Regions from separate parts of the Homo sapiens genome. Here region 2 is linked to region 1. Evidence: chromatin loops called from intact Hi-C (ENCODE). Cell type or tissue: sigmoid colon. All regions are shown on one strand. Links, peaks and the distances in the headings refer to the core of each region. The heading gives the core; the rest is flanking DNA.

Evidence for each region. Peaks named below come from ENCODE experiments on the same cell type or tissue, not always from the same donor. Only the 100,000 strongest peaks of a DNase experiment are listed, where the experiment ranks them.
Region 2: a loop joins it to region 1, with 5 times the contacts of the local background. A loop is called at or near these places in 3 of 110 quality-filtered maps.

The regions. Positions count from the first base shown.
Region 1 is chr2:66,848,123-66,859,839 of GRCh38, reverse strand. No RefSeq gene overlaps it. Among named protein-coding and RNA genes, the nearest start is that of LINC01799, 50 kb to the left of the region's middle. RefSeq lists an enhancer at 7,809-8,103. In sigmoid colon, for the core only: no CTCF peak of the experiment used is centred there; DNase peaks (open chromatin) are centred at 5,999, 8,309, 9,169 and 9,467; H3K27ac peaks cover 733 bases.
Region 2 is chr2:66,691,857-66,703,573 of GRCh38, reverse strand. LINC01798 (long intergenic non-protein coding RNA 1798) reads right to left here. Exons shown (of 6, transcript NR_110156.1): 6 at 7,986-8,371. LINC01797 (long intergenic non-protein coding RNA 1797) reads left to right here and starts at 347. Exons shown (of 3, transcript NR_110265.1): 1 at 347-456; 2 at 3,466-3,663; 3 at 6,279-6,544. In sigmoid colon, for the core only: no CTCF peak of the experiment used is centred there; DNase peaks (open chromatin) are centred at 6,959 and 9,272; H3K4me3 peaks cover 5,573 bases; H3K27ac peaks cover 262 bases.

The sequences.
Region 1 (11,717 bases), core at 2,045-10,044:
TGACACGGGAATTCAAGTTGGTTATTTGAACTTGCAGGACTCCAGCTTTCTCATGTATAAAATGTGTGCAATTCTATCTCGTGGTTATTCTTAAGTTCAAATGAGAGATATGAAAGCCCTTTGTAAACTCTTCATAACAACACACATCTAAGGGTTTATTATATTTACTCTAAATTGTGCTGTTGTTTCAGAAACTAAGGTCTTAGCTCTTTAAGTTAAGCACAAAGCTATTCAAAGAGCCCCATGTTGCCTAGGACATGTCGGGCCTATAACGTAAGGAAGACAAGGATGAATGGATAAATGCAGAGCATTGGTTCCAAAGCACAGTCATATCTAGTGGAGAAACACATGCATATTGTGCTACTGACAGGAATATAAGCACATGAGGAGAGCAAAACAGAGGTAGTGAAATCTATCATCTGTCCCATCCCTTATGGTAGCCATTAAATACATGTGGATTATTGAACACATAGAATGTGGCTAGTGCAACTTGAGGAAATGAATTTTTAACTTCATTTACTTTTAATTAATTTAAATTTAGATAGCCACATATAGCCAGTGACTAACCCATTGGGCAGGGAAGTTTGTGGGCAGATTTTTGCCCTTGGTTAGGTACTGTGTGACCCCAGGAATGTCTGTTACCTTATCTGGCCCTTAAATTCTGTCAGATGGAGAAAGATTAATATCTTAGGTCCTCTTTTCAGTAAAACGTTGTATCAAAATCTAAGACTATCTGATAAGACATGGGAGCCCAGTTCTGGCTTCATGCTGATTTAATTCTCCCATGTAGCATGTGTAAACATGTAAATGCTAGCTCTTAGCCTCTCTGTGTTTGAATTCCTTCTTCTATAAAAAGGAGATGCTCTCTAGATTCCTTCTCTCTGGGCAGGGCATCTCTGAAAGAAAGGCAGCAGCCCCAGTCAGGGGCTTATAGATAAAACTCCCATCTCCCTGGGACAGAGCACCTGGGGGAAGGGGCACCTATGGGTGCAGCTTCAGCAGACTTAAACATTCCTGCCTGCCAGCTCTGAAGAGAGCAACAGATCACCCAGCATAGTGCTTGAGCTCTGCTAAGGGACAGACTGCTTCCTCAAGTGGGTCCCTGAACCCCGTGCCTCCTGACTGGGAGACACCTCGGAGCAGGGGTCAACAGACACCTCATACAGGAGAGCTCTGGCTGGTATCTGGCAGGTGCCCCTCTGGGACAAAGCTTCCAGAGGAAGGAACAGGCAGCAATCTTTGCTGTTCTGCAGCCTCCACTGGTGATACCCACACAAACAGGGTCTGGAGTGGACCTCCAGCAAACTCCAGCAGACCTGCAACAGAGAGGCCTGACTGTTAGAAGGAAAACTAACAAACAGAAAGGAATAGCATCAACATCAACAAAAAGGACATCCACACAGAAACCTCATCCAAAGGTCACCAACATCAAAGACCAAAGGTAGATAAATCCATGAAGATGAGGAAAAACCAGAACAAAAAGCCTGAAAATTCCAAAAACCAGAATGCCTCTTCTCCAAAGGATCACAACTCCTTACCAGCAAGGGAACAAAACTGGATGAAAATGAGTTTGATAAATTGACAGAAGTAAGGCTTCAGAAGGTGGGTAATAACAAACTCCTCTGAGCTAGAGGAGCATGTTCTAACCCAATGCAAGAAAGCTAAGAACCTGGATAAAAGGTTACAGGAATTGCTAACTAGAATAACCAGTTTAGAGAAGAAAATAAATGACCTGATGGAGCTGAAAAACACAGCACAAGAACTTCGTGAAGCATACACAAGTATCAATAGCCGAATCGATCAAACAGAAGAAAGGATATCAGAGACAGAAGATCAACTGAATGAAATAAAGTGTGAAGACAAGAATAGAGAAAAAAGAATGAAAAAGAACGAACAAAGCCTCCGAGAAATATGGGACTATGTGAAAAGGCCAAACCTATGTTTGATTGGTGAATCTGAAAGTGACCAGGAGAATAGAACCAAGTTGGAAAACACACTTCATGATATTATCCAGGAGAACTTCCCCAACCTAGCAAGACAGGCCAATATTCAAATGCAGGAAATACAGAGAATACCAAAATGGAAGAGCAACCCCAAGACACATAATCTTTAGGTTCACCAAGGTTGAAATGAAGGAAACAATGTTAAAGGCAGCCAGAGAGAAAGGTTGGGTTACCCACAAAGGGAAGCCCATCAAACTAAGAGCACATCTCTCTTCAGAAACCCTACAAGCTGGAAGACAGTGGGGGCCAATAACCAATATTCTTAAAGAAAATAATTTTCAACCCAGAATTACAGATCCAGCCAAACTAAGCTTCATAAGCAAAGGAGAAATAAAATCCTTTACAGACAAGCAAATGCTGAGAGATTTTGTCACCACCAGGCCTGCCTTACAAGAGCTCCTGAAGGAAGCACTAAACATGGAAAGGAACAACCAGTACCAGCCACTAGGAAAAACATACCAAATTGTGAAGACTATCGACACTATGAAGAAACTGCATCAACTAAGGAGCAAAATAACCAGCTTAGCATCATAATGACAGGATCAAATTCACACATAACAATATTAAACTTAAAAGTAAATGGGCTAAATGCCTCAATTAAAAGACCCAGACTGGCAAATTGGATAAAGAGTCAAGACCCATCAGTGTGCTGTATTCAGGAGACCCATTTCACATGCAAAGACACACACAGGCTCAAAATAAAGGGATGGAGGAATTATTTACCAAGCAAATGGAAAGTAAAAAAAAGCAGGGGTTGCAATCCTAGTCTCTGACATAACAGACTTTAATCCACCAAAGATGAAAAAAGATAAACAAGGGCATTACATAATCATAAATGGGTCAATGCAACAAGAAGAGCTAACTATCCTGAATATATATGCACCCAAGACAGGAGCACCCAGATTCATAAAGCAAGTTCTTAGAGACTTACAAAGAGACTTAGACTCCCACACAATAATAGTGGGAGACTTTAACACCCCACCCCCACTGTCAATATTAGACAGCTCTATAAGACAGAAAATCAACAACAATATTCAGGACTTGAACTCAGCTCTGGACCAAGTGTACCTAATAGACATCTACAGAACTCTCCACCCCAATCAACAGAATATACATTCTTCTCAGCACCACATCATACTTATTGCAAAATTGACCACATAATTAGAAGTAAAACACTCCTCAGCAAATGCAAAAGAACGGAAATCATAACTAACAGTCTCTCAGATCACAGTGCAATCAAATTAAAACTCAGGATTAAGAAATTCACTCAAAACCACACAACTACATGGAAACTGAACAACCTGCTCCTGAATGACTACTGGGTAAATAATAAAAGTAGGGCCGAAGTAAGTAAGTTATTTGAAACCAATGAGAACAAAGATGCAACATATTAGAATCTCTGGGACACAGATAAAGCATTGCTAAGAGGGAAATTTTAGAACTAAATGACCATAGGAGAAAGCAGGAAAGATCTAAAATCAACACTCTAACATCACAATTAAAAGAACTAGAGAAGCAAGAGCAAATTCAAAAGCTAGTAGAAGACAAGAAATAACTAAGATCAGAGCAGAACTGAAGGAGATAGAGACAGGAAAAACCCTTCAAAAAAATCAATGAATCCAGGAGCTGGTTTTTTGAAAAGATTAACAAAATAGATAGATTGCTAGCCAAACTAATAAAGAAGAAAAGAGACAAGAATCAAATAGACGCAATAAAAAATGATAAAGGGGTTATCACTACCAATCCCACAGACATACAAACTACCATCAGAGAATACTATAAACACCTCTACGCCAATAAACTATAAAATCTAGAAGAAATGGATAAATTCCTGGACACATACACCCTCCCAAGACTAAACCAGGATGAAATCGAATCCCTGAATAGACCAATAACAAGTTCTGAAATTGAGGCAGTAAATAATAGCCTACCAACCAAAAAAAGCCAAGGACCAGACGGATTCACAGCTGAATTCTACCAGAGGTACAAAGAGGAGTTGGTACCATTCCTTCTGAAACTATTCCAAACAATAGAAATAGAGGGACTCCTCCTTATCTCATTTTATAAGTCCAGCGTCATCCTGATACCAAAATCTGGCAGAGACACACACACAAAAAAGAAAATTTCAAGTCAATATCCTTGATGAACATTGATGCAAAAATCCTCAACAAAATACTGGCAAACTGAATCCAGCAGCACATCAAAAACCTTTTTCACCATGATCAAGTCGGCTTCATCCCTGGGATGCAAGGCTGGTTCAACATACACAAATCAAAAAATGTAATCCATCACATAAACAGAACCAATGACAAAAACCACATGATTATCTCAATAGATGCAGAAAAGGCCTTTGACAAGATTCAACATTCCTTCATGCTAAAAACTCTCAATAAACTAGATACTGATGGAATGTATTTCAAAATAATAAGAGCAGTTTATGACAAACCCACAGTCAATATCATACTGAATGGGCAAAATCTGGAAGCATTCCCTTTGAAAACTGGCACAAGACAAGGATGCCCTCTCTCACCATTCCTATTCAACATAGTATTGGAAGATCTGGCCAGAGGCCCAATTCTTTGCTGAGTTTTGAGTAATGGATGTGAAGTATCGGCTCAGAGGACGTAGGGGATCCTGTTTCCTGTTTTTCATGCTTTTCTGGGAATTCTGAACTCCTTTCCATCTTGAAGTCTCCCAGATGGAGTCCTCAGAAGTACCAAGCCTTGAGTTTTGGGGATTGTTTAAAAGTGGAGGAGTCCTGACTTATTCTTCCTCAGACAATGGGTCTATCTTAAGGGAGGGTCTATCTTAATGGGTCTATCTTAAGTGGGTGAAACAGATTGCACACTTAAAAATGTGGGGTCATGGTGGAAATGAGGGTGCAGGGGAAAATGAAGAAGCATTGTCATCTTCAGGATTACATGTTCCAAGCTGATCCCTGCATTTCTCTAGCATTTTCCTGGACTGCTTTTTGCTGACATCAGTCAATGCCTGGAGGAGAAGTCTACAGAGGAATGGAGGTAGTTCTGTCAGATACTTTTTTAAAAAACTTACTTTGTCCTGTATACAGGCTGCTAATAACACAGCGTCATCATCAGCCATGAGAACCCCCTTTTCTTGTCCACACTGAGCATAAAGGATCTCCTATTGTGATGTTTTCCTCTTCTTTAAAATTTAACTTGAGGTTCATTCTAGCCTTATTTTCACTGCATGAAAAGACTGGGGGATCAGTGGGGTCACACATCCCTGAATGATGATTCCTGTTATTCTTGAGAGGGCTTGCAAGTATTCAACCCTCAAAGTCTATGATAAATCAACAAGGAAGTTTCCCCGGAACACCCAGGGTTAGTCTGTGGTTAGGCAGCTGCCTGAATAATAATTTTTCATTATTCATGAAGCAGCTTTACTATCCAGAGCTAAAAGGATCCCAGGCTGCCCCGATGCCTGTAATGTCACCATTGCTTCTTCCTTTGGACAACGGCATTGAACACTTCTGAGAAGAAGGGAACCCTGCCTGAGGAGGGTGATCCATGAAACCCCATCAGATACTCAGACATCAGAACTGATTTATCCTCACGTCTCAGCTTTTTGGCTAAGATCAAGTGTATAACTGATTGACCAGAGATCCACAGACAGGGAGACAGGGAGAGTGAGGAGCCCAGGAAAGTATTGAAGGGCTGCCCAGCGTGGGTGCTGTGCAGTGAGAAGTGGGTGGAGAACTGTTTGAGAGCTGTAGGTCCTTTGTGGGCAATGAGTGCTGAGAATTTAGGTAGGGACAGGTATGAAAAGCAGAAAGAAAAGGCAGGGAAGGAGAGAGCAATCCATCTCTAATACCAGCACCTTTACTGTTTTGCTAAGGGAGAGATTAACTGAGTTGTTACGGAAAGAACTGGTCAGGGTAACCCCATAATTCACAGTTTATTTTCCCTTTCCGAACATTGCAGTTGCGAACTTTGGAGATTTGGCAACATCAGGCAAGGATGCTGCCAGCAAGAGGAGAGATCCAGGACAACTGTGCGTGGGTCATCCCTTGCTCAGATCTCACAGCAATCTTGCCTTGTATGGCACTGGAAAAATAGAGCCTCTTTCTTCAGATGAAGTCTTCTCTTAGTGCCTCTTCATTATCTAAGCTGTGCACTCCATGAATGACTATCATGGCTGCTCACAAAGTGTTTAGACAGCTGTGGGGCCGTGACTGAAAAGCACGTTCTCAGGGCTTGTGACTTAGCAGAGGACTCACTCTCCTCCCTGAAAGCTCTTGGCTGTCTGCTGGCTTGCCGCTTCCTGAAGTTTGGGGTCCTCTCTGAATGTCACACAGCATCCCTCTCCTCCACTATTTGGATAATTTAGTAAATTCTCAATGGAGCAAACATGGCTCCCTTTAAACACCTACCCTTTGCCCTCAATAAAACAGTTTAAGAGAACAGAAATTTCTCAGCAGACACTTGTAGTTAAACAAAGCATTTCACAAACTTCTGGAATAAGGATATTTATTTATTTTTCATTATTCGTGAAACAGCTTTAATCTGAAGGCTGATGTTTGGAGGAGAAAGCTCAGTTGCAACCTGGCATAGCTCACGCTGCATGGAAGCTGAAGATGTCACCCACGATAAACATGAACTGCTGTGACAATGGGAAGCGGAAGGTGAAGAATTGCCTCTCCAAGCAGGGTGGGGGTCTGAATGCGTGAGAAAGGGAAAGATGCATTTGATTGTGTTTACAAGATTCATTCACAGCACAGCAGGCAGTATTCACACTATAATACTCACCCTAACACAGATAATTTGATTTTCAACCTGGTTATCATGCATTCAGACATAGCAATACATGAAAATATATGCTTTAGCAGTGCATTTTAAACAAGGTTGCACACTTTAAGTCGGAATATATTAGAGGTGAGTGTTAAAGTTAGCAATTGTAGAAGTCCTAGAAATCTCCATTCAGCACATGGCATGTGTTTTGAAATTACTAAAAAAAAATGTTATATTATGTTCCAGCTGTTGAATATATATACACACATGATATGCAGTGAAAATGATAAACTTGGTTGCTCCTTAAATTTTTCACGATTTGAAGAAACTTTAACTTTCTTTAGACTCCTAAAGAAAAATGGAAGCATAACTCCATCCACACACACTGAAATTATAACTATTACTATTATTGCTGAGCAGAAGATAACAGATTATCTGGCCCAATCCCTCATGAGGTGTGTGAGGAAACTGAGTTGAGAGCCCTTTGGTGACTTTTTCAAGATCACACAATTAATCAGTGGAGAGTTGATGCTACATTCTATGTCTCCTGTATTTGTTTTTTCTGCCTTCTCCTCTCATTGGAATTGAATTAAGTAAAATGTAGGAAATAGTCTACCTTATGTTAAAATCAGAGTTTTTCTGGCACATATGGAGCAGGTGGGGATTCCTACCAAGGCTTTGCCCATCCTGGTCTCCGGTCCTCAGCCAACATGTGTGAAAGATCAATTCACTGCAAAGGTTTCTCCTCCATTGCCCTCATTCTTCTCCCCCTTATGTTATTAGTCAATAAGGAATATTTCTTGGCTATGGGGAAGTCATAATGGATAGCATTGGTCTTGGAACACCTTGGTCTTTTAATGCTAGAGAGTGACCTTCTGAGCCTTGGTATGACTCCCAGAGAAATACCAAGTTAAGTTTCAGTAGATTGATTTGTCTTTTCATTGGTGATAAATCCCTTTGTCAAGTGTGGTAACTAAAGACTTTGATTTGGGCCCTGGGTCAAACAGTGACACTCCATAGGCTGAAGACAATTGCTCCCTGATGCTAGTGGAACAAATGGATACCTGGGACACATTAGGATAGCAGGCAACTCCAGAAGGAAGCAGACAACTAGAGGTGGGAGGAAGACAAACATATGGGGAGGCAGCCTCAACTCTCCTCATGCAAACCATTCAGGGGGCTGGAAATGTGTCCTTGCTTTTCCACACTGTGCCATTCCCACATTTCTTGCACATCACATCAGCAAACAATTTTGCTTACAGAGTTCTGAGCAGTTCAAAGTACATAGGACTGGAAATCACCCAGGGGACTAGGATAGCCCCTGAAGTATGTGAGAACCCAGTTAACAAGAGGTGATGACTCAAAACCTCCCCTCTCCAGGATCCTGAGTAAGACTTTTAGGAGAAAGCACTTAGGCTTCCTGAGAAAGAGTTGCCTACATGTTGGAAGCATGTACTTTAGAATTGCCTCATCATGAAATGTTTACAAATGAATTCATTTCTAAACCGATACAAGCATGGGATTCCAGCAGTCTGGGATGCAGCCTGGTTTGCCAGCTCTCAACCCAGATGGCCCTGATTCACAGCCTGTCTCCAGCACTTGCTGGCAATGTGACCTTTGAGAAGTTACTTAACCTCTCTGTGCATCTGATTTTTCAACTGTAAAACTGACATATCTCCCTTGTAGCCTGGTGAAGATTAAATTACTTAATTAATAGAATATACTTAGAATAGTGCCTAGCACGTACTAAGCACTCAGTAAAAGATTCAGTTCCATTTCTGATTCTGCTTTGATGCAAACATTAAGCCAGAAAAAAAGATGAGCGATTCCCTTGTTGTTACTCAATTATTCATAAATTGTTTTAAGAAGCAGGCTCTGATATTTCTTCTGGCACCACCCCTCAAAATAACCTGAGATTCTCTAGAATGGCATCAGCTGCTGAGAATATAGGGAATCTGTGTATTGGGAATGAGTATGCTGTTTGCCTTGCACCACATGATTAATTGTGTTTAAAGACCATTTTTATTAGGACCAGAATGGTGACAATAAAATTAAAGGAGCGCAGATTCAACATCTCCTTAACCAAAAGGAAAAATGAAAACGCCACACACAAACACAAAACGCAAACACACGCCCAAATGCAGAGGCAAAAAATAAAACCTTTCCCCTTTCCTCAGGCTTTCTCCATAAGCTGAGCTCTACCCAGACAAAGGCGAGAACTGCTCTGTGTAAAATGATGATCTCCATGGCTGCTTCCACAGAATGCCCTCATTTTTCTAGAATCCAAATGCTGGCTTAGCCAAGCCACAGTCTGCTCCCGAAGAAGGATTGCTGCAGCCCGAGGTCTCAGGAGGTCAGCAGCGGGCCCAGGCTCACTTGGGCTTAGGCTGCGCTCCTGCAGCCTCCCTCCCATCCCCCAGCCTGGGCAAACCTTGGCAGACTCCAGGTTGCAAGCCTGTGCCTCCCCACTGATGTGGAAATCATTGGACTCAGTGGTGGTTTAAGTGTGTTGTTGATGCTTTCATCAAAGCGTCGTGCTCCCACCTCATGCTAAGTAAAGCAGCTGGTGAATGTTATGTCGTGCACTGCAGATGGATTGGTGGTGGCAGGCCCAGAGCTCACCACATCTACTTAAACAGGTGTTTGATTCTGCATTTTCCAGGTAGCCAGAAGGAACCTGATTATTCGGTGAGAGTAGGAGCCACGCGGGAGAGGAATTGCTCCCCAGCATTGGCAAGGCAACTAGCCAGCCGCTTGGCTTTAATTCATCTGTTCACCAGACATGGTCTTAAAGCCAGAATATTTCCTTTTGGGGCCCGTGCTTACTTTGAATTTTAGTGGACAATAAGGGGATTCTGCTCCCAGCTCATACTCTTTTGTTGAGTGTGGTCTTTTAGTCTGGGGTGGGTTAGAACTAGGTCACCAGAACCAGTGGCCACTGCAGTTTGCAGTCAAGGCATCTCTGCTATACCAGCCCTGCTACCAGGTACAGCATGAGAAGCTGAAGTTGCTTCACAGTGTTGTATTTCTCCAGAACCACACATCCACCTTCATGAACAGAGGGCAGTGTGAGGGATCCTTTCTAGTCACCGGGAATGACAGACATAATCAACAGTTAGCCAGGAAATCACAAATAAAACAGCTACCCCTAAGAAGGCAGAAACCAAAAAAGCATCAAAGCAGCTTTTTGCAGCAAGAAGATCCACAAGTGAGTTTTCCATACAATCTAGAGCAAAGGAAACTGAAACCCTCCATCCACTGGGGCTTTTTATGAAATGAGCCTCAATGCCAATGCAGTGTACAATGATACTTCTAAAATGAACCCAAGAAACTCAAAAGACTTTAACGGGAAAAAAAACAAGGGAAAATAGCACAATACTAAGAGGAAAAAGCACACAACTGTAGAAACCAAGACTAGAAGAAACCCCGGCAAGGACTTCCCAAGAGAACACAAAGGAGAAAAAGCAAGCTGTTGCACTCCCCTTGTAGCTTGGAGCTTACAAATCCCCGAGGAAACCCTGCGAATAAACAGGGCACTCTAAAACGAGCTACAAGCGGGGCGGTGGAACCATTTCTCAGCAGTCTTGGAGTGAATTGAGTAAATCTGTCACAGCTTATAACTGGGGGGGAGTAGTGGGAAGGGCCCTCCTCATGGGGCCACCTGCCCCAGAGCTGGCACTGCGGGGCTGCTGCTCCTTCTCTTGGCTCCTGTGACCCTGCAGACTTCAGGGGGCAGGAAGGCAGCTGTCAGCTTTCACATGGCACTCGCTCCTGGCAAGCAAGCAAGTCCAGTGGCAGCCAAATCCTTGTCATGTTCCAATCAGCCCCACAATGGTGGAGCCTCCACTGACTGGTGGCAGGTCACAGGAGTGTGGGAGCTCATCTGCCTCCCACATCTGACTCCCTAAACCATACTGCCTCCCCTCCTGAAAGCCTGAAGAAGCCTATATAGGGAATTTCTTGTGCAGAGACCCTCTACACAACAAGTAACAGACATCACAAGGATCATGGATGGGTGTCTTCCCATGATAGTTTACTTATAATTTACCTTCTAAATTGTCCCAAACGACACCAAAGAATAATAAAGGCACATATACACATGTGTGTCCACATTTTAGTCTGGTTAAAATGGTTTCTAACCCTCGGCACTATTGAAATTTGGGGTCATGGAGGGGCTGCCCCATGAGTTGTAAGATGCTTAGCAGCATCCACTAGGTTGCCAGCAGCAACCCCACCCCGAGTTGTGACAACAGAAACATCTCCCGACATTACCAAATGTTCCCTGGGTGGGGGGTGTGGGGCATAAACAATTGAGAATTGCTAGGTTAAAATAAAGATATAATATAGATGTGTGTCTCTACACGTGTATAATAAAAAATTATAGAGAGAAATGGAGAGTCTAATGTTTTCAGAAACTGAACATTATATTTAGTCTGGGCAAGTTCTGAATGATGGAAGCCAGGGTAGGCAGTAGCTTTGCTGTGATAGTCCTGGCATGGTTGAAATTTATTGAGGGCATCCCAGGAGCTCAAAACTGTGCCCAGGTTCAGTGCAGTTTCATGCATGAACTCATTTGGTCCTTATTATTATCTCTACTTTATGGCGAGAAAAATGAGGCTGACAGAGGTTAACTAACTTTTCTGAGTCTGTACAGCTAAAAGGCGAGAGAGCCAGAATATGACCAGTGGGGTGACTGTTAGCCGCTAGAATTGTGCCCCCACAACATGATAGCCACGAACCACGTGTGGCCATTGAGCACTTGGAATGTGACTAGTTGGAACTAAGATGTGCCATGAATGTAAAAATACACTCCTGATTTCAAAGACCTGGTTCAAGAAAGATAATGTAAAGATATTTTATTAATGTCTTATGTTGAATAAATGTTGAAATTATATTTTGGTACATTGGATTAAATAAAATATATTATTGAAAATAATTTTCTGTAATTCTTTTTATGCTTTTA
Region 2 (11,717 bases), core at 2,459-10,458, 160 kb after region 1:
TTTCAACCGAGGAAAAGAAAAAAAGAAGCCCCTTTTGAGGAACATGAATTAGCATTTTTTAAAAATCTATTCTCTATTAGCCAAAAAGAATAACCTAGAGAAATCAGATTACAATTAGATATACATGTATACAATAAAATACAAAACATTGCTCGGAAACAAATCGAGTGACACATTTTCCTGGAGTCTGAAATGACCCAGACGAATCTGTGGTGTGACTCATTGCATCTAAAGAAGAATCAGGCAGTGATTCTGTCAAGTGTGATAGAAAGGACCTTCTCAGCCATGGTCATCTTGCCCAGGATTTTCCATGGTGACATTATCTGTGGTCACAATGGGTACATCCCCCAAGAAGGGTGGTCTTCCAGGAGTCACTGAAAATTTCAAGAAGTGAAAATCCAACAGAAAATATTTGAACCCAGGAATAAAATAGAAGCCTGGAAGACTGAAGGATATGTAAGCATTTATTTGTCACTTTGTCATTCCTCCTTTAGAGGTATTTTTCTTGGGGATTCAATGTGGTCAGTAAGAATACAGTTATACAGTCAAAAACTTTGGGACTGAAAAATTACAGTAGAGAAGACTTTCTAGTAAAATGACTTCAGTTCATATCACTGATATACACACACACACACAGGTCAAAACACAAACACACTTAAGAAAAAAAGACATTGGAAATAAATTAAATTTATTGTTTAACTTGATTGCCTTTAAGATAATACATTTGGTAAGGATGTGAATATAAGCAACGTGGAAAAAATAAAATAAACGAAGAGGAAGCAGTGCCAATCTCATCCATTAGAAATAAGGGGAGATGTTTCAAGGCAAAATTCCTCCTTCTGCACTAAGGATTCTTGGTCTTTTGAGTTCAGTTCTCTGAACAGGGCTGCAGAGCCTCAGACTCCGCTAGTTCTCCCTCCTTTCAAGCCCCTATCTCTGCCCCTGCTTATCTGAATATATAGGCCTGCCCTTTGCTCAGATTTATGGGTCCAGCAAGGGCTGTGTGTATTTACTGTGTTCTGACCTGAAGACCCCAGGCTGAAGGAGAAGAGGAGGAAACTGGGACCCATTCCATAAACAGAGACAGATCTGAGGGGGAGGTAAAAGGCTTTGCTAGCACTTAACATTTTTAACTATTTGGCCAAAGCTTACGAATTACCGATTAGATTAGAGTACAAGAAAAACGAAAGACGTCGGTGGAGATATGGAGAGAGTAAATTGTATATTTTTGCTCTAGGCTAGTTGCTTGGAGGCTCTGGGTTTGGGGGTGGGGGTGTGGTTAAATTTAATATGAAAGGTCAGAAAGAAAATTGATAAGTCAGTTACAGAGGGAGTTATAAAATGCTTTGGGAAGACAAAAATGAGGATATAAACAACATTTAATAAGTTGGAAAATTTCTCCAACCACAAGTTAAGCTCCTTGTGTGAAGCAAGATTCGTTGCATTTTTTAAACTGTAATTGGTTATAGAAGAAAAATCCCCTGCTCTATGTTTAAATGAGAACACATTGCCATAGACGACCAAAAGCCAATAATTAAGGGTTTAAATATTTTTCTTAGAGCCTGGTGACCCACTTGAAAGCATCTGTTTTCAAACAGGGCTGCTTTGTAAATGGGCCACCAGTATGTAAAGCAACTGGTCCATCTGTAAGGTGCATGCACCAGTTCAAATGGGAAATAAAAAGCACTTACATCTTGAGCAGTGCTTAGCACCCCAAAATGAATCCGTCTTCCTCAGGGCCATATGTTTGTGTACCAGCAAAATGTGAAAGCACCACTTTTATTTGGAGCCATTCTCAAATGATCTACTTACTGGAAAAACTTGAGTTCATGTGGGAAAACCCTTACCTACCAACTGACTACATCAGAAATAATCTAGCATCATATGTAAAGTCTACAATATTCAATAGAGAACTCAAAAACAAAGCAACTAGGATAAGACAGTAAGTGAATCCTCCACAAATCAATTTACATTACAATGGAGCAAAAACGTGTAATATACATGGCTGAGGCTGTGATTAGAAAATTTGTGAAATATCATCAAATTGCTTCTTTTTACTCATTTCAATATAAAGCAACTGTGTTCCCATGATGTCATCTGTTAAAGCTATAATGATCTACTACGGTGATGATATTGTGTGACTGGAACATTTTGTTTCAACTAAAATATGTTGTGGATAATAAAGAGTGTTATTACAGTCCATTCTAAGTGGACCTGTGTGACTTAGATTGAATTAATAATTGCATGAGAAAATACATGTGCTTCACATTGTGTGTGGCACTTTAGAAATGTTAACCTGTTTATTTATATTATTATTAAAGTCATTTGTCAGAAAATCAAAAGTAAAATTAATTCTATAACTGAACTTTTAAAAAATGTATAATACAAAAAGCATATAAATGCATTTTCTTTTCCATTTATGTGTGCTATTTTATGCAGAAAATTAAACATAAAATTCTGAGCAGTCAAGTTAAAGAAGGCATTTGATTATTACATCAGTATAAGCTGACTACGGAACAGTGGAAACTTGGGCAAAAAATGATGAATGGGAAAGAGCTATCCTAACAAGGTTGCATTTCTAAAGTAAAATGAAATATGTGACATAGTATTCTAGAAAACTAATATCTTTACTGCTATCTCTTTTGAACTTTTCCTCTAAAATAGTAAAACTTCTGCTTTGTAAATAATGCATGCTCAAAACAGATGCAACTGCATGCAGACTGTTTAGAAGAATTTTTGGAGCTATTACATCGTAGCTAAAATGCTTCCCTGTGTCATTTCTGTTGAGATCCATTTGCCAGTGAAATAATTTTTTTTTTTTTAAATGGTGTGGATCATAGCAGCAATGGGTTCAGATGTAACCGTTTCAGAGCAGAGGTCTAGCTCAGTATGCCAGAAAAAAAAAAAAGAAAAAAGAAAAGAAAAGAAAAGAAAAGAAAACCCACCACAAAGAACATTGAGATGAATGGCTCTATTTTATGAGCCATAAAAGTTTTATCCATCTTGACACTGAAACAGGTTTAGGCAGTGAGTTGACACGCCTTAAATAAATAAGTGGAATTAATTCCCCAGCCCTTGAAACAATAGCAGCATGCATGTAGCACGGAGAAATGCCCCATTGTTTCCCTGTGGCTGCCTGATATTGATATTATTTGTGTTTTTCTGTGCTGCTTCCTCAGGGGCCTGGTTGATCCACTTCAGATTCATCCCCTGTTTTATTAGAGGTTGAAAAAGGTTCAAGACCTGGTTGTACCACAGCTCCCACCGACAGCTAAGGAACCAGTTTGGCGTCTGGTTTGTCTGTTGTTTTACTGCTGACCTTCAAATCAACTTTAACCCCTGACCTCTGGAGGCATCTATCATGACAAGAGGCTGTTTAACACAAATGGTGCCCATTTATAGGGGAAGAGACTCTGAAGATTTCCTTTTTATGAAGAATTTAGTTTTTCACCCCTCTTTTCTCAGTCACCACAGGTGAAATCCCTCTCAGCAGCTGGCTTATGAAATAATGTGAAGGGAGGCCTTAATGAGCAGAACGCACCCTCAGCTGGAGATAAATATATGCAAATGAGATGCACAAACAAAGAAGCCTGGACAGAGAAATATCTGCAATTCCAGCAAAATGCTGCCTGCAGCTCGAAGATGAACAGCTTTGATAAAATGGTAACAAAAAGCACCTTTTTATCCTCCAGCGTGTTTTACATTGCAATAGACCATTGTCATTGCAACCCAGTGGAGCATGCAGAGGTTTTCTGCACTGTTTCAGAAAACTGTTTAAACATTTGTTTTAAGGCATTCATGAAATATAATCAATGAACTGCTTCTTTGTTGTTGTTGTGATTTTTTTTTTTCCCTGAGTGTGTTTTAGATGTTACTGTAGTTATTTTACCTGTTGGTCTTTTCGTGGTTTAATGTTGCTGGCTTGCTGTGCTAGTTCATGTTTTGGTGACTGTTTCTTCCACTAGTGAGAATGATTTTTTTTTTTTTTTTTACATTTCAATGGAAAGAGATTTCAAGTTAATAACTAGTAAGAATCGGCTTTGAGCAGCACCCGAACAACTCGTTTTAATGATGGCAATCAAGTGTGAGAGCTAATTCAGAGACAGGCATGTTAACATGCTGATTTTAATAAGCTTTAAAAAGGCAATCTCTAACTTTTAAAAGTCTCTTTTTAATTTAATTGTTCTTGGTTCATATGATGCCAAAACAAACAAAACCATTAAAATATGTTTTCAATATGTATCCACGGTGTTATCTGATGATGTTCTAAATTAGCATCATGTTGGTAAAATAATGATTTGATAAGCTTTAAAAATGGAAAAGCTGGAATTATTGACCTAGTTAGAGGAAAAAGCAACATTTTTTCCTAAAAATGAACAAAGCCCCAGCCCCAAGATCTCAAACCAGAGAAAGGCTGGGCTCACGACATGTAAATTGCTGCTTTTGAGCATGTGTATTATGTTTAAGTAAATTGTCAAAGCAGCTAAGGTGAGAGAAGAAACACTATGTGCTTCACATGTGTCAAAATACTATCACTCTAAAAGCTCAGCAATATTTGGTTCTTTCATTTATAACGCAACCCTAGCATTCTGCAGCAAGAGATGTACAAGGACCTTTACATTTCCTTTACCTAAATTATTTCATCTTGGTAGCTAGGATTGGAGTGGAGACATTCTTCTGAGTACTGTGTAGCTTTCACATTTTATGTGCATTTCATCAGGCAAATGTCAAATTTGCTAATAACAAGAAAATCTCATCATTTTTAATCATGCCACTCCTGTTGCATGGGGTGGGGTGTGGGGTGGGGGATGGACGCAAGCAGGGGGCGGAGGAGGAAGCGTAAAAGCATTGAGCAGTCTGACCAAAGAGAAGAAGGAGAAAAATGCTGTTTGGATTTTTAAATGACACATGCTTGGTTATCTCAATGCCTGTATCAGTGCATCATTAAATTCAGAATTTCAGGAGTTAATAGAAAGTTGGTTATATTAGGGATGCTTTTTCAAACCCAGCTTCGAAGCAGCATAATTATGTTCAACTGCTGTTGTTTGGAAAGGGCAAACAGCATCTTAGGCACAGAACAATGAAATTACAGCTGAGATTTAGGTTAGCAAAAGCCGTCTTCTCTAGGCTTTTATGATTCATTATTTCCCATTAAATACAGTATTGGAAGTGTACACTAGATAGCTCATGGTTGCTGCTCTCGGAGCACATTATCTATATTACACAGGTCTGGGGAGCAGAATTAGAAAACTTTGGGGGAATGAGCAATATGTGTTTGCTGATAGAAGTACCATATGGCTCATCTTCTTCAATTGCTTTCATTGCGACTCTGATGCTGGAGAAATTAAAGTTTTATTTGATGTGGCACAGCTTAATGAACTGTCTTCTGTTAGGAAAATTGAATATGTTTCCTGTTATTTGAGCACAGAGCCTCCATGGTTTGGCTGATGAGGGATGCATTATGTATTGTTTATTTAGCATTTTGAAAACAAAAGCAAGATATTGAAGGTAAAATTGATTACTGCTGGATTGCATTATATGATCAAGTTTTCTCCCTTTAAATTTCCCTTTACAATCCTTTTGTAATGTTTTAATGTGAGATTGTTCCAGCTTTTTGTTTTTCAAAGGTACACAGAACTTGGTTTTATTAAAATACCTTTATTTGTAAACGAGCCACATGAAACTGTGAAGCCAGTATTGCTATATTTATAAAGTTCTAAGAACGATGTTTGGAAAAAAAGAAAATAATTCAATTTGTATGAATCTAATTGCAAAACTTCTAGTGAACCCCCAATCAGTTCTGAGAGAATCTAATGTTTGGCTAGTTGAAAGGGGGATGTCATTTTCTTTTGTTTGAAATAGACCACTTAAGAACATGCTGGGGTGGGGCCATAAGATAAGGAAGACACTTTTAATATTCGGAAATACAAACCTAAAAATATCGTTTTAAAATTTTGAGTTAGTCATCAGTGAATAAGAAGCTGTATTCGGCCTGCAGATTAAAGAAAATAAAGTGTAGATCTCATGAATTTAAATTTTTAGTGAATAAATAGGATTACAATATGCTTACATGCTGAGAAAACTGGGATGTCAACCCGTGTGAATGTTCTCTACTCCCTGAAGAATCTATGAGAGAATATATTTAAAATTTTGTTTAATTTCCTTGTTTTTGTTCTGGTTCTGATTGTTTTTGAAAAATAAGAAATCTAAATAATCTCTAAAAAGACTAAATGTAAAATCATCTTCTAATCACTACATTTCTTTCTTTCATTTTTCAGTGAGAAATATTACCACGCGTGCTGATGCCTCAGACACACCAATCTGCAACAAGCAACTAGGATAAAAAATAGTTAAAAGTGAATCAACATTTATCTGGAATATACAGTCCTGACCCCCTTACGCACTCCCCCCCACCCCCCTCCCCGCAACACACAAAGTCATTTGTCTTCTATGTCCTGTGATGTTTTGAGGATTCTGGCAAATATGGCAGTTAAACAAACTTCTAGCACAATCTAAATACAGTCTGTTCAAGAGAGGCTTCCAATGTTTATAGACCATAAGTAAAGAAAAAAAAAATCTGGTATTTAACCAAGAATAGTGCTCTTGAAAATGTCTCAGAACAAAGTGTTTAAGCAAAACTTTGGCCATAGATATTCTCCATTCCTCATTCTTTGCTGATTTTTTTTTCAATGAGGACTTTTTATATGCCATCAGTTTGCTTCTTCTTCTTCTTCTTCTTTTTTTTTTTTTTTTTGAAATTAACAAACTAATTTTAAAAATCAACACCTGACTGGGGACCTGGTCATACAAACTTCCTTTAGATACAGTTGAGAAGAAAACATCACATTTTTATGAAGCCCCTCTCCTGACAGGGGACTGGAGGAGGAACACCATTATGCATTGTTATCAGCGTGGTGTAATTTGACTGTTGACAAAGTATCCGTGGCAGTGCGAATGAGCGCAGTTAGAAGTGTGGCGGATTGTAATCAAGAAGATGCTTAGCTGTGCAACACTGCATCTCGAGCAGATTTGAATCAACATTGCCTTAAGGGGACACACACACATACCAAAAGAAAAAAAATCCATTAATTTTTAGAGGGAAAATTAGAGTGGCACTTGATGAAGTGAAATTTGACATGCGTTAATTGGTGTGCAGCTCTCCTAATTAGAGATTTTCAAATTCTTTTACTGCTGTCACCATGATGGCACATTGTCTTGCTGGACAAATACTAAAATTGCAAATTGGCTTGATCAGGAAGTTTTACGTATGAAGATAACACTGTATCCTCTAGTCCACTTCCAAAAGGTGGACAGCTGGAGAGCAAAGATGACTTTCAGCTTTACCTTCACCCCAGATTAAAAAAAAAAGGATTATTAAAATAGTTTCATTATGAGACTTAATGTAAAGGAAGCAGGTGCTGATACAATTTTCTTAAACAGATGGAAACGTTTCTTTGATACTCATGCTTCTGCTTCATATGAAATATTTCAGGTAGAAAAAGAAAGCCAGTGAAATGCTACATTATATATATACACTCTCATATTTCTCCTTATATTCTTCAGAAATTGGAGTTAGGTGGATTTTTTGAAAGCTCATGTCACATTTTTCCCTGCTCTGAGATCTAAGGCACTCCAGTTCCCCTTCTTGTCTTAAAGTAATTATACTGATGTTTGGCCTCCAGGATGGCACCAAATATGATACCACAATAATTTTTGTTTCCTTTTTCCAACTCGTCTTGTCTAGCCCTTGAACCTCTCTTAATTCATTAACATATTGAATTTTTTCAATTTTCCATTTTCTTGCAATAACAATATTAATGCCGGGGTGAAAGCTTGATTGGAGCTAAATTACTTGTTACCTGCTGGCATTTATTTATATGGCATTGAATTATAAAGCTTTGCTATTGTCATGCCTTGGGCGAATTGTTTATGACACCAGTAATAGGAGTAATTGTTATTGTTGAAATTACCTGTCAGCTACCCATAGCAGTGGCCCTTGTCCCACTGACAAATAGTGACAAGGGAGAGGTATCCTCCATGCGTCCCCCTGATGGCTTCTCCTCTGATAATAAGAAGTGCAGGGCCTCTGATAATTTGCCTGTCACTGTTGAGTGCAGCTCAGAGAGAGTTGGCCAAATTGTTGTCATTCACTTTGACAAAGACAGCAAAATGCTCCCGTGCAAGAGGAGGATTATCAAAATAAATGAAATAGCTTACACCCCCTTTGTTTGGCTCAAGAATTGCCTGGCTTTGTATGAGGTTGTGAAATCAAGGTCCAGTTCTTATCGATGTGCCTCTGCTCATTCTAAGATGAGGATCCCAGGGAAGGAAAGGCACCTTAGAAGACTCGCCATTTTGCAGCTTGCATCGGCTAGTAAAAAATTACATTCAAATGTAAAGGGAAAGTCAATAAAATTGTAATGAGTCTAATATGTCATTAAATACATTAATTTAAAACACATCTAAAATTTACACCTTTTCTTTCCTGCCTTCCATTTGTCCCTCTGATTCTTTTTGGCCCACACAGACATTCAAATTCAATAAGCATTCAAAAATGCACAGGTTTCTCATTTGCAATCAAGTTTTCTTTGAAAGTTTAGAAATCTCCATCTCTGACTCTTACAGCTTTAAAAGATTATCTAGTTGGATTTAGGACTATTATTTCAGATGGTTGGTTCCTTTCCATACATTACCTTTTATTTATATACTATCTTCATGAGTAAAGAGATAAATGAAACATAGTTCCAGGTATGAAGCATCAATTATCACAGGCTTACAGAGGAAGCAAAATGGGCCTGTTATTGCCAGAGTGCAAATATGAATGTAAACCTTTGCATTTTAAAATCCCTTGGTTGCAGCCTGTGAACCTGTCATAGAGGGGGAAAGGGACAAGGAGCAGCAGGGATGGTGTCGTGGAGTGTCCCTGTCTGAAAGAAGTGGGCTTGAAACGAATCAAACCTTTGCTCTTGTAAAAACCAGAATCATTCCCACCTTTCCACAAAAGGCATCATTTCATGGTAGGAAAATTCTTATTTTTAAGGTGCCTGGGAGGCTATTACTCATATATCTTCTTGACAAATACTTCCTGTTATAAGAACTTAAAAAGAAAAGGAAAAAATAACTAGGATAAATGTAAAATATTGGCTCCATATAGGACAGTAATCAGCTGTTTATTGGTCTCTACTAGACAAGTAATGACCAACCACAGTGTTAAGTACCAGCAACATTGCCTTGGGCCCTTGCCTCCCAACACCAGCCATTATCTGATTAGAGAACCTCCAAAGAAGTCACTATTGCATAATTTTATGGGTCTTAACAGCGCAGGTTGGCTGGCAGAAAAACTACCTAGGAGGGTTGATAAAGCAACAGTGAAACATGATTTTATTTACTTCACACTTACACCTTGGTCTCTGAAAGAGTACCTGAGTATCTCAGATGCTGGTGGCTACACAAGAAACCTAAAATCAATTCAAATAGGAATTGCGTGGGACATGGGGGAGGTGGAGGAGGGGGACAAGAAAAGTAAAATTATCTGTCTCTTAAAGCTTTTCATGGACTGCATAGTTTGAAGTAGTGAACAACATTGTTATAGGCATCTCAATCCTTTCTTAGGTGTTATGTATTTAAAGCAGGTAAATAGGGTTTTAGCAGTGCTAAAACCATACATGCAATATGATTATAGGAATAAAATGTGTTTCTAATCCTTAATGATAATGTATTCTTCTAAAGACAACCACTGCATGGTTAACTATGTTGAATGTCCCTGATTAACAAGTGGAAGGCAGTGACACAATTAAGAGGTTATCTGTAGTAATAAAAATGCTCAAACCTGTCTTGGAATGTGATCCCTTTAACAGATAATTTTTAAGAATGCATGTCCTTGCTTTCTCTGTGGAGACACACGTTAGTGATCCCAGGAGGGGAAATAAACATACGTTTTTAAATGAAGATATTTAAAATGTACCCCATATTTCAGCATGTTGCTGTAACCTGGTCTTTTTTATGTTCCTCCTATAAAACCTAAATTAAGCCTCTTAGGAGTGGTTTTGCTGCAGGTTTCAACTAAAAACACAATACATTTTAAATGGTTCCAGTACTTGAGTGCACTTTAACATGTAATCACTAATGTGCATTCTCTTCCTCTCTCTTCCAAGCACCAGTCCTTCTAAAAGGATGAGACTTCTTTAAAATTTAGCTTCATTTGAAATGTAAACTTTTAACAAATAGTAATTGCTTCTGTAGCTCTATTGATGAAGTGACTGGCAGCAAATCTTTTCTTTCTTTTTTTTCCCCCCTCTCTCTGTAACATTTTGAAATACCCATCAGTGTCAAAGAAAACTGCACACGCCTCCTTTGGTGCTCTAAATAAGGCTCAGCAATGTTAAGAAAAATGTCAGAAAAAGCTCAGTGGATTAAAGGAACATTTCTGCATCATGTCAAGGAGGATGGCAGGGCAGACTGGTCTGCATAATTTTGAAAGATATTTTTTGTAAAACGCGTACTCTTATGAACCAAATGAAATTTTATTTGGAAAGATTTGATATTGTATTTGATAACATACAACCTTCAGTTGTTTTTCTAAATCTTGTTATTTTTTAAATATGTCTTTGGTATGTATTCTTTACATTAGAACTGTAATACACTCATCTTTTGGTAGAATGTTCCTGTACCCGGGTGCAGCGTTAAAATACATTTCAGACTCTTTCATGCATTTTTCTTTTCTTTCTAAAATTCTTGGAATGTTCACTCAGCGGAAGCAGTGAAAATGCTCGGCTCTTCCACATGCAAATTTATTGAACTAGTCAGTCATTTTTCCCCTTAAATAAAATGTGTGTATAGTTTTGGAGATTTTCAAAAAATAAATCATTTACATGCATTTGTGTATTAAAAATAAATTGCTGGTGTGATGTTTTTAGTTTGTTTTGTTCTATTTTACTAAAGAATATGCAATAGTCACAAAATAGTGCAACGACAGTAAAATATTCCACAGTATTGTAACTACGTAATTAAAACAACGTCAGAAAACACCTTACAAATTTAATACTAGATACCACCAGAAATGGCAAGATTAGTTTTACAGAAACAAGGTAAGTCTCAGCTGATTTTAAATATAAACTTTTCCAAAACAGGTTAAAAATGAATTTAGACAAATTTGGCTCTTAACCTTTAAAGATTTCCTGCCCGCTTCTGTATGTCCTTTATTACATTAATTTTTTATTTAAATTACACCATTAACTGGATATGAATTTATCAAGAATACATGTATTGATTTATAAAACAGTACCATTAATTATTATAATAGCTAGATGTAGCTGATATTACAAAGCCATTTAAAGGTTTTTAATATAACTTGGACATACATAGATAGATAGACATTATGGACAAGACTACAATTTAAACTGGCTACCAGCAGTTAATGAAATCCTTGATTTATATTCTAGTTTAGAGATTGATTATATTGTTGCTTTGTAAAACTATTTATATTATGCCATTTTTCAAAGGATGTCTCAATAAAAAAAGCTAAATAAAATATTCAGTCAATTCCCAAAGCAGATTTTGTTTTCTATATTTTAAATGCTGGTGAAAATAATTGATTGTGTGTGTTCCAAGCTTTGTCATTTACATTCCAGAGGTGGCTTTCCTGATGGGAGCCTCGTTTGCATATGCACACTTTCGCACACTTTTGATCCTTGCAGAAACAAATCGCTTTTCTTTAT